4 separate regions of the Homo sapiens genome follow, and regions 1, 2 and 3 are each linked to region 4. The links are chromatin contacts, found by Hi-C or POLR2A ChIA-PET in ENCODE. All regions are on one chromosome and are shown on one strand. Each heading gives the region's core, a stretch centred on a gene start or an enhancer-like site at or near the end of the contact. The rest is flanking DNA. Distances are from core to core; before and after follow the strand shown.

Region 1 (2,700 bases), core at 66-2,565, 440 kb after region 4:
GGCCCCCAATTTGTAGGCTGTAGCTGGGAGGCGGGCCCCTGTGTTCTAGCACTCGGAAAGGAATCCTGAAGTAAGGTACCCCCAGAGTCCTCCTTCCAGCTGAGAGGGGAAGTAGGGTCCAAACCTCCTCCTTCAGCTCTGTTCTCCCCTCTACCCTCCTACCACCCCTTTCCAGAGCCGTTGTGCCAGACACTCAGGGGTAGTCATGGGCAGACTAGGAGATGGCCAGACAGACAGAAGAATTCACACGGAAGAGAGGAGCCAGCGCTAGCCAGGAATCAAGCTGTAAGAGTCAGCCAGAGAGAATCAAACAGGGTCCCCTAGGAGTCAGCTAGCCAGTCAGACAGTAGAGGCCAGCTGGTGTCACCCAACAGAGGGACTGCTCAGTGTTAAAGTCTGTGAGGGGCACGGATGGGCGGCCAGACAGCAGAGGTCACCCTGGACAGCTAGCCAGACAGCAGGGGGCTGCCAGGTGGGACTGGACAGATGGACAACCAAATGGTGGTGGCAGGGAGGCTTGCCCAGGACAGAGAGACAGCCAACCAGACGGCGGGGGCAGCTCCAGATACAAGAACAAGCCAGCCAGACCGCAGCGGTCGCCCCAATAGATATCTAGATGGCCGGTTTCACCTCTGATGGACAGCCCGAAAGAGCAGAAGAGGGATCTACCCCAGACCCACGGCCAACCAGATGGCAGACTTCACCCACGAAAGCTGGGACCAGATGGACCGCAGGGTTCCAGCGCACCTCCTGTCCTACGGCGCCCTGGCCCGTGACACCGCCCCTGGGGCCCGGGCCTGCTCCGGAGCCCCTGCAGGGAGTCCTCTGCCCAGGGCGTCCCACAGGGCCCGCCTCCCCGACCCCGTCCGGTTCCCCGCCGCGGGCACGCAAGCGCCGCAGTTACGCCGGCGGCGCACGGCGCGCCATTCCCGGTCCGCCCTCCGCGCCCTAGGCCGCCACCCGCCCGCGATCCCTGCCGCGCCCGCTCACCGGCCCACGAAGTTCTCCAGCACCGAGCTCTTGCCGGCGCTCTGGCCGCCCACTACAGCGATCTGCGGCAGGTCCAGGTGGCAGCTCTGGCCGATGGAGCTGAAGGCGTCCTGCAGTTTGTTGACCAGCGGGATCAGCTCTTCCATCCCGCGGTTGCCCATGGCGCCGGCGGCCCCCGGCCCGAGCGCCCTGCGCTCCTCGCCCGCCGCCGACCCTCAACGACCTGGCCCCGCGGCGTCTGTAGCCGTTGCTCCCCGCCCGCCCGGGCCTCGGCAAGACGCCCGCTCCCGGCTCGGCCTCACGGTCGCCGCCTCATCCGGTTCTCAGGCGACACCCGACCCGAGCGACCTCCCGCCCCGGCCCCGGGGGCTGCGCCCAAAGCACTCGCGCCGCACGCGACTGGCCTGCTGCACCGCCACTCGGATACACTAGCCAATAAAAACTAGGCACGGGCCTATGGTTGAGTAAACCTTCCCCCTGGGGACCGTCTTGCTGACTTATTGGACAAAAGAACCGTCACTGTTGTGCAACAGCCAATAGCGGCAGAAAGCAAGTTGTCAAGAGAGGAAGGGGGTGTTTCCGAAAAAGGCACGTTGGCTCTGCCCATTGGCGAAGTTCCACCATCTTATTGGCAGGCAGACGTGCCAGTAGACAATGTGGACCAATGGTGTTGGGGATTGAGCTACTACCTCGTTCCCTAAGAATTTCCCATTGGTTCATATAAATATCACTTCGTTGCTCCAGCCAACCAGGCAAAAGAGGGCGGGCTTTAACATCCGAATCTTGACTATCATTGAGAACCATATCTGTCAATCAGAAAAACTCCCGTTCTTCCTTGTGATTGTTGGATGTCTGCAACAGCCTTCTGAAGTATAGGATAGATCCCACCGTACTCGCTCAAGGGCGACACCTCGTGGTGGGATCCGATGTCTCGATTTTTGAGTTTCCTGGCACTGGGGAAAACTACAAGTCCCAGAGCGCATCTCAGTTCCCAGACTGCAAACCAGCTCTGGGAGCAGGGTCCCAATGCGCTCTGCAAATGGTAGAGGCCAAGTCATTGCTTCCTAGGGATAGAACGCAATAAAATCACTCCTCCACGCCTTTGCAAATGCTGTGCCCTTTCTGCTCACGCCCGATCTTGACGCCGCTAACACTCCAATGTTTTCCCCCACTTCTTCAACTTTAGCAGATCATGAATCTTTTTTCTTTTCTTTTTTTTGAGGCGGGGTACTCACTCTGTCACCCAGGCTGGAGTGCAGTAGCGCGATCTTGGCTCACTGCAACCTCCGCCTCCCCGGTTCAACCAATTCTCCTGCCTCAGCCTCCCGAATAGCTGGGATTACAAGTGTGAGCCACCACGCCCAGCTAATTTTGTATTTTTAGTAGACGGGGTTTCACCATATTGGCCAGGCTGGTCTCGAACGCCTGGCCTCAAGTGATCCGCCCGTCTTGGCCTCCCAAAGTGTTGGAATTACAGGTGTGAGCCACCGCGTCTAGCTAATGAATCTTCTTTTCTTAGAAACTGGGTCCTTACTCTGTTGCCCAGGCTGGGGTGCAGTAGTGCACTCATAGCTCAATTCAACAAGCACCTGGGCTCAAACGATCCTCCCGCCTCAGCGTCCCGAGTAGCTGGAACCACAGACGTGCGCAACTATGCCCAGCTAATTATTTTTATTTTATTTTTTATAGAGACAGGGTCTTGCTGTGTTG
Region 2 (2,721 bases), core at 199-2,698, 400 kb before region 4:
TATGATAGGTTTATCGGGATGTAACCCCATCGTAAATCAAAGAGCATCTGTATTCGAAATACATTTCATTACAAATTATCTTCCTGAACACTCTAATGCAACAGCTCTTATCAAGGTCCGCAGGGACCAGACCCTTGCCAAACTCAACTGTCAATTCTCTTTCCTCATCTTCTTCAACTCAGGGACACGTGACACAGCTAACCCCTCTCTCTCTCCATCTTGAAATATCTTTTTCAGGCCAGGTGTGGTGGCTCATGCCTGTAATCCCAACAATTTGAGAGGCCGAGGTGGATGGATCACTTGAGGTCAGGAGTTCGAGACCAGCCTGACCAACATGGTGAAACCCCATCTCTACTAAAAATACAAAAATTAGCCAGGCATGGTAGTGCGCACCTGTAATCACAGCTACTTAAGAGGCTGAGGCAGGAGGATCGCTTGAACCCGGGAGGCTAAGGTTGCAGTGAGCCCATATGGCGTCACTGCACTCCAGCCTGGGCGACGGAGCGAAACCCTGTCTCAGAAAAAAACAAAACCAAAAATAAAAACCAATAAAAGTCCTTGGCCGGGCGCGGTGGCTCACGCCTGTAATCCCAGCACTTTGGGAGACCGAGGCGGGTGGATCGCGCCTGTAATCCCAGCACTTTGGGAGGCCGAGGCGGGTGGATCACGAGGTCAGGAGTTCAAGACCAGCCTGGCCAAGATGGTGAGACCCCATCCCTACTCAAAAAAAAAAAAAAAAAAAAAACTACAAAAATTAGCCGGGCGCGGTGACCGGCGCCTGTAATCCCAGCTACTCGGGAGGCTGAGGTAGGAGAATCACTTGAACCTGGGAGGCGGAGGTTGCAGTGGGCCGAAATCGAGCCACTGCACTCCAGCCTGGGCGACAAAGTGAGACTCCGTCTCAAAAAAATAAAATAAAATAAAACAAAAATAAAAAATAAAAATCCTTAACACGGCCCACGAGGCTCCATGGAATCTGGCCCCAGCCTGTCCACTCAACCTCATCTACTACAATCTGGGCACTCAAAATGTGGTCTGCGGATCAGCAGCATGGAAGTCACCTGGGAGCGAGTTAGAACAGCAGCCTCTCAGGCCTCCCTCTTCATCTGCTGGATCAGAACTTGAACTTTTTAGTTTGAGTAGAGCGTCTTCCATGCTTACAAGCTTCCCCTTCACCCTGATTCAGCCATAAGGTTATTTCATATTCCTCACTTGCCGCTCCTGGAAACTGACCAGAAGTACTGGCATCGCGCGTAGGTACAGGCAAATACGCACCGGCTCTTGCGCAGGCGCACTGCGTCTCCGTCGGAGCGCTGCTATTTGAGTACGCGTGCGCTCAGAGGAGCGGCGAAGGAGGCAGGGCCTATTTGCTGGGCTGTCCGGGATGGGGGTGGCCGGGACCTGAAAGTAGGAGAGGGGTTTCCGCTTCCGGCAGGAGTCGGAAGTCACTATCTCCCGGGTGAACGGAGCTTTCGCAGCTGGAGAAGGTGAGTGCTGGTGCGGCTCGTGCGAGTGGGCGTTGGGGGTGGGCAGGACTGGAAGTTCCTCTACTCCGTGCGTTTACGGGGTCCTGGAGGAGGCTCCTGGGACCTCGAGCTTGGGGGAAAGCCGGTCGGGGAGACTGACTCCCCCCGACCCCATCCTTCCAAGCGCGACTACCGGGACGCCTGGCTCCTCCCGGCGGCCGTCGGGAGGCGATGCCGAAGCTTTAGTGAGTCTGGAGGAACAGCCAACCCCCCACCTCTTGGGTACCAGCAGATTCGGGGGATGACTCCTCTGCCATCCCCTTTTGGCGCTCTTGGACTTAACGTTGTCACAGGACAGGCTGAGGCCTCTGCATTCCTTGTGCAAGCCAGACCCCATTCATGGGATGGGGAGACTGTAGTCCCTGGGCAAAATGAGCTTCTGGGGCTCATCCGTAGATTTTGTTTGGACTTTTTTTTTTTTTTTTGAGAGTGAGTCTTGCTGTGTCGCCGAGGCTGGAGTGCAGTGGCGCGATCATAGCTCATTGCAGCCTCGACCTCCTGGGCGCAAGCTTCCCACTTCAGCTTGCCGAGTAGCTGGGACTACAGACTCAAGGCTAATTTTTGTAATTTTGTAGAGATGAAGGGTCTCACTCTGTTTCCCAGGCTGGTCTGGAACTCCTGGCTTCAAGCGATCTTCCCACCTGGGCCTCCCAAAGTGATGAGATTACGGGCGTGACGTCCCAAAGTGATAGAGTTACAAGCAAACTGATTGAGTGATTTATTCAGTAATGGTTATTGCTGGGCACGGTGGCTCATGCTTGTAACGCCAGCACTTTGGGAGGCCGAGGCGGGAGTATCTCTTGAGCCCAGGAGTTCCAGACCAGGCTGGGCAACATGGTGGGTCCCTGTCTCTACAAAAAATACAAAAATTAGCTGGGCGTGGTGCCGCGGCTAATTTATATTTCAGAGGTAGAGGGGCAGGGGGAGGATCGCATAAGGAATGTGTGAGGGAAAAAGACATTGAGGATGAATCCAAGGTTTCTGATTTGATTATCCGGAAAGATGGAATTGCTGTTAGCTGAGATGAGGAAGACTGGAAGAGCAGGTTGCAATGTCAGGGGCTTGGTTTTGGACATGATATGTTTAATCTTAGGTGGAAGTTAGACATCAGGTGGAGGTGTGGCTGAGGCAGATAGATCAGAGTCTGCAGTTCAGACTCAAGGCTGGAGAAGCAGGTGGCCTCAGTGTAGAGTAG
Region 3 (2,700 bases), core at 128-2,627, 450 kb after region 4:
CCTGGGCAACAAGAGCAAAATTCTGTCTCAAAAAAAAAAAAAAAAAAAAAAAAAAAGAAGGATATTGAGGATATGGGAGAAGCCTAAAGCCTCCCCAATCCTCTTGTTGCCACCATTATTTCAACAGATATTTGTCCAATTAATTTGTTTTTTTTATTTTTTATTTTTTATTTTGGTAGAGACAGGGTCTCCCTGTATTGCCCAAGCTGGTCTCCAACTCCCGGCCTCAAGTGATCTTCCCGCCTCAGTTTCCCAAATTGCTGGGATTACAGGCATGAGCTTCCACGTCCAGTCTTAATTTGCTAATGAGAGAAAAACTGCAATAATAATACTTAAGCTACTACATGGCTGGGATGGAGATTTACTGACATCATCTCATATGTACTTGTCAACAATTCTACCAAAGACCTGCTACTATTTACCCCCGCTTTGAGTTGGTTCAACTGAAGCTCAGCGAGGAGTGACCTGCTCAAAGCCACACAACAGCTAAAAAACAGGCCCCGTGTAAACTTCACCCCCTGACAGACAGGGTAAGGAGGCGGCTCCCCAGGGTCCTCTCACCCAGCGCATTCTGGATCTGCACGGATTTCTCCGGGCTCAGCAGGGTCTCATTGCCGTCGTAGGGGGAGCGGAAGCGGACGCCCTCCTCCGTCACCTCGGACAGAGACACCAGCGACACCATCTGGAAACCGCCGCTGTCCTAAGGGAAACCCCACCGCAAAGCTGTCAGGGGGTGGAGATGGGGACCCTTCACTCCAGAGAAGGGCCCTAGAACGTCGGCTCTCTCCTCAGCTCACCGTTAGCAGATTATGAGGCCAATTCATGAAGCCGTGGAGACCGTTGGCTTTCTGGATCAGCTCGGGTCCCTGGGTTGATGGAAGAAAGTGTCAGGTTAGGGGTGACCGCGTCCCTGGGGGCCCTTCTTGGGAGACAGATCTGGCCAGCTTTAGTCCCTGCTGCTCTTTCACGCCCAGTACAAGGCCTGGTCATTGGGGGCGCTCAATACAGCTGGTCGATTGACTTTGGGAGGAGTGTCCGGGCCTGGAGGACGCTCCATGGCTCCCCACGCCTCGCCGCCTCGCCGCCTCCCCGCGCGGGCAGAGCCCACCCACCGGCCTTAGACCCAGATGGTAGGTATTGCCCAGGCAGATGCGGCAACCCAGAGCGTCCAGCTGTTCGGTCGTGATGCCCTTCATGGTGGCCTGCGTGCCCACTGGCATGAACACAGGAGTGGCCACTGTCCCATGCGGCAGCCACAGCTCGCCTGCCCGGGCCCTGGAGCGGCTGCATTCGGCCACCAGCCGCATGATCCGTGGGGCCGACTCCAGGGAAGCCTGGGTAGCTGCTCCCGCCATCTTGACTGTCGGAACCACGTGGGCCGTACCACACAGTGGGCGGCGCCATGTTGGCCGCTGTCACGTGACCACGCGATCCGTTCTGGAGCCCGGGAAAGCGTCGGGGGACCATGGCAACGGATTTGAACCCCTGGTCCTGGCTGGGGGCCCATTTAACTCCTACCCACAACACGCTAAAGCGAAGAATCAGAATTGAACTGGGAACGAATCCCATCCCTAGCACTTTCGAGCTACAATCAGAGACTCTCTTAGCCATAATTTTCTCTTGGATAAAATGTGGCGAATTACAGCATCTCGGCATAAAGACTTTGTAAAGATTGAATAAAGGGCCGGGGGTGGTGGCTCACGCCTGTAATCCCAGCACTTTGGGAGGCCGAGGAGGGAGGATCACGAGGTCATGGGATGGAGACCATCCTGGCTAACACAGTGAAACCCCGTCTCTACTAAAAATACAAAAAATTAGCCGGGCGCAGTGGCAGGCACCTGTAGTCCCAGCTACTCCGGAGGCCGAGGCAGGAGAATGGCGTGAACCTGGGAGGCAGAGCTTGCAGTGAGCCGAGATCGTGCCACTGCACTCCAGCCTGGGTGACAGAGCGAGACTCCATCTCAAAAAAAAAAAAAAAAAAAAAATTAAGCTGGTGTGGCTGGGTGCGGTGGCTCACGCCTGTAATCCCAGCGCTTTGAGAGGCTGAGGCGGGCGGATGACCTGATGTTGGGAGTTCGAGACCAGCCTGACCAATGTGGAGAAACCCCGTCTCTACTAAAAATACAAAATTAGCCAGGCATGGTGGTGCATGCCTGTAATCCCAGCTACTCCGAAGGCTGAGGCAGGATAATTGCTTGAACCTGGGAGGCGGAGTTTGCAGTGAGCCGAGATCGTGCCATTGCACCCCAGCCTGGGTAACAGGAGCAAAACTCTGTGTCAAAAAGAAAAAAAAGTTTTAAAAATTAAAAAATTAACAGGTTGTGAGCCAGGCACGGTGGCTCACGCCTGTAATCCCAGCACTTTGGGAGGCCAAGGCGGGCGGATCACGATGTCAGGAGTTCAAGACCAGCCTGGCCAGTATGGTGAAACCCCGTCTCTACTAAAAAAATACAAAAATTAGCCGGGCGTGGGGGTGCGTGCCTGTAGTCCCAGCTATTCGGGAGGCTGAGGCAGGAGAATCGCTTGAACCCGGGAGGCGGAGGTCGAGCCACGATTGCGCCACTGCACTCCAGCCTGGGCGACAAAGCGAGACTTCATCTAAAAAACAAAAACAAAAACAAAATCAAAACAAAAACATTAACATGGTGTGGTGGCACGCCCCTGTAGTCTCAGCTACTCAAGAAGCTGAGGCAGGAGGAT
Region 4 (2,700 bases), core at 185-2,684:
ACAGCGAAACTCTGTCTCAAGAAAAAAAAAAAAGAAAAGAAAAGAAAAGAAAAAAAAATCATAGGAAAGCAATGAGATGTTCTTTAGGTGGTAGCACACATAAAAATGTTGCCACGCCAGGCGCGGTGGCTCACGCCTATAATCCCAGCACTTTGGGAGCCTGAGGCAGGCAGATCACGAGGTCAGGAGTTCAAGACCAACCTGGCCAACATAATGAAACCCCGTTTCTACTAAAAATACAAAAAATCAGCTGGGTGCGGTGGCGGGCACCTGTAATCCCAGCTACTCGGGAGGCTGATGCAGGAGAATGCCTTGAACCCAGGAAGCAGGCTGGAATGCCTTGCACTCCAGCCTGGGCAACAGAGTGAGACTCTGTCTTAAAAAAAAAGAGAGAGAAAGAAAAAAAGATGCCATCTTAACATCTTGTTTCTTGCAGAAATACCAGTGTCTAGCATGGAACCAGCACCTTAGAGTCAGCACTGATCTTTTCTTTGTTTTGTTTTGTTTTGAGACAGGCTAGTCTCAAACTCCAGGGCTCAAGCGATCCTCCTGTCTTAGCCTTCCAAAGAGCTCAGACTTACAGGCGTGAGCCACTGCACCCAGCTACATGCTAGGATTCTATGTATGTTTCATTAAACAACTATATAGCACCTACTGAATAGGAGACACTATCACGCCAGGCTGGGCTCGGTGGCTCACGCCTGTAATCCCAGCACTTTGGGAGGCGGAGGCAGGAGGATTGCTGGAGGCCAGGAGGTCGAAGTTGCAATGAGCTATGATTGTGGCACTGCACTTCAGCCTGGGTGACAGAGCAATACCTTGTCTCTAAAAAAAAAGTAATAAGAAGAATTCTCACGCCAACGCTGACACAGGCACTAGTATGACCCTCATTTTACTAAGGAGGAAAGTACCGCACAGAGAGGTGAAGTCTGTCCAGGGTAACACAGCTAGTAAGTGGCAACGCTGGGATTCGAACCCAGTAAATCTGGCTGCAGACGCCATTTTGCTATGCAGCCTCTCATAGAATCTACTTATTCTCTATGCTTATTGTGTATCCCACGCACACACTGTAGGATGTAAGTTCCAGGAGAAGCTGCTCGCTGCTTTGCCGTTAGAACCCCACCCTGCACAGAGCAAGCGCTCGACCTATGGAGAAATAAACAGCCGCTTTCTCTCCCGCGCAGGCGCATCGGGAAGGATAACGGAGCCTCCCCCTTCCTGCGCCGATTGGTCATCACCGATGACTGACGGAGGAGTGGTCGCAGGCGCACCAGGCCAGACCAAAGGCGGCTTAGCCCAGTCTAAGATCCTGTTCCCCATGCCTATTGGCCATTGCTTATGACTGACGTATCAAAAAATCCAATGGAAAGCAACCTCTTCTGGAAGAGGGCGGGCCCCGCGGACAGTCAAATTTGCGCGGGTTGGAGCCTGGCGTAGTCATGGCCGCCTTCCGCGACATAGAGGAGGTGAGCCAGGGGCTGCTCAGCCTGCTGGGCGCCAACCGCGCGGAGGCGCAGCAGCGACGGCTGCTGGGGCGCCACGAGCAGGTGGTGGAGCGGCTGCTGGAAACGCAAGACGGTGCCGAGAAGCAGCTGCGAGGTGAGGGTCGGAGCGTGGTCGCGGGCCCACGGGGGAAGGGGCCCGGGTGCTGGGAGGGGGCGACCAGGCCCACCTCAAAACCCCTTCTCTCCTGGACTCTCCCATCTCCTGCCCTATGCCCCCTGGGACGGCCCCCTCTGAGCCTTAGTTTCACCATCTGAGAAATCGGCTTTATGACAGCAACCATCCCCCACCCCCCAGGGGTTTAGTGGTAAATATAGGAGTCTGGAGGGGTTGGCCCCTTCTGAGCTCTCCGTGAGCAGGAGCTGGGGGTCTCAGGGTTTGAACTGGGGCTCAGGAGTCAAAGCTCCGGGTTTGAATCCTAGCACCCATCCCCATGTCCGCTGTGAGACTTGAGGTGAGTTTCTTAAATTCTCTGTGCCTCAGCTTCCTTCCTTGTCAAATGGTTGTGACAATAGCCCATCCCTTCTTCCTGAAGGCATTCAGATGTTTTATGGAGCATCTGCTGCTGCCAGGCCCTGGGCTCACCGCAACCTCCACCTCCCGGGTTCAAGCTATTCTCCTGCCTCAGCCTCCTGAGTAGCTGGGATTACAGGCGCTTGCCACCGCACTCGGCTAATTTTTGTATTTTTGGTAGAGACGGGGGGTCACCACGTTGGCCAGGCTGGTCTCAAACTCCTGACCTCAGGTAATCTGCCTGCCTCAGCCTCCCAAAGTACTGGGACTGCAGACGTGAGCCACTGTGTCCGGCCCATCTTCACTATCTGTAACTGCACAGTTCAGTGGCCTTAAGCACATTCACACTGCTGTGCAACCATCAGCACCATCATCCATCTCCAGAACTTTCTCATCTTTCCAAACTGAAGCTCTGTCCCCATGAAACACTCACTCCCCATCCCCTTCTCAGACCCTGGCACCCACCAGGGTTCTACTTTCTGTCTCAAATTTGACTCCTCTAGGAACCTTACGAGGAATTGTACAATATCTACCCTTCCTAGTGGAATCATACAATATCTACCCTTTTGTGTCTGGCTTATTTCATGGAGCATAATGTCCTCCAGGTTCATCCATGTCATAGCCTGTATCAGAATTTCCTTTCATTTTGTGTACTTACTGTGAGACAGAGCCTCGCTCCATTAC

The links. A loop is a pair of places that touch in the nucleus more often than their neighbours do. ChIA-PET counts read pairs that join two places held with the same protein, here RNA polymerase II (POLR2A). Pooled maps may share reads with other maps.
Region 1: a loop to region 4 is called in a map of naive thymus-derived CD4-positive, alpha-beta T cell, with 18 times the contacts of the local background. The contact joins the promoter of DNM2 here to the promoter of SPC24 in region 4. A Hi-C loop is called at or near these places in 1 of 168 maps with a recorded cell type or tissue (naive thymus-derived CD4-positive, alpha-beta T cell), 3 of 37 single-sample maps with no recorded cell type and 8 of 50 pooled maps.
Region 2: a loop to region 4 is called in a pooled map, with 8 times the contacts of the local background. The contact joins the promoter of ELOF1 here to the promoter of SPC24 in region 4. A Hi-C loop is called at or near these places in 5 of 50 pooled maps. POLR2A ChIA-PET finds 5 or more read pairs at or near these places in 6 of 52 experiments (B cell, BJ, HCT116 and 3 more).
Region 3: a loop to region 4 is called in a pooled map, with 4 times the contacts of the local background. The contact joins the promoter of QTRT1 here to the promoter of SPC24 in region 4. A Hi-C loop is called at or near these places in 1 of 168 maps with a recorded cell type or tissue (naive thymus-derived CD4-positive, alpha-beta T cell), 2 of 37 single-sample maps with no recorded cell type and 8 of 50 pooled maps. POLR2A ChIA-PET finds 5 or more read pairs at or near these places in 2 of 52 experiments (T-cell and naive thymus-derived CD8-positive, alpha-beta T cell).

The regions. Positions count from the first base shown.
Region 1 is chr19:10,716,694-10,719,393 of GRCh38, reverse strand. It overlaps DNM2 (dynamin 2), which reads right to left and starts at 1,315. Exons shown (of 21, transcript NM_001005361.3): 1 at 991-1,315. The coding sequence starts at 1,151. MIR638 (microRNA 638) reads right to left here and starts at 990; the gene lies at 891-990. RefSeq lists enhancers at 157-296, 1,737-1,856, 2,047-2,236 and a silencer at 787-1,456.
Region 2 is chr19:11,557,957-11,560,677 of GRCh38, reverse strand. ELOF1 (elongation factor 1) reads left to right here and starts at 1,448. Exons shown (of 4, transcript NM_032377.4): 1 at 1,448-1,487. RefSeq lists an enhancer at 1-124.
Region 3 is chr19:10,700,116-10,702,815 of GRCh38, reverse strand. QTRT1 (queuine tRNA-ribosyltransferase catalytic subunit 1) reads right to left here and starts at 1,377. Exons shown (of 10, transcript NM_031209.3): 1 at 1,113-1,377; 2 at 798-866; 3 at 562-700. The coding sequence starts at 1,355. RefSeq lists enhancers at 394-583, 1,344-1,433, 912-1,660 and a silencer at 1,064-1,123.
Region 4 is chr19:11,154,516-11,157,215 of GRCh38, reverse strand. It overlaps SPC24 (SPC24 component of NDC80 kinetochore complex), which reads left to right and starts at 1,434. Exons shown (of 5, transcript NM_182513.4): 1 at 1,434-1,599. The coding sequence starts at 1,440. RefSeq lists a silencer at 1,318-1,477.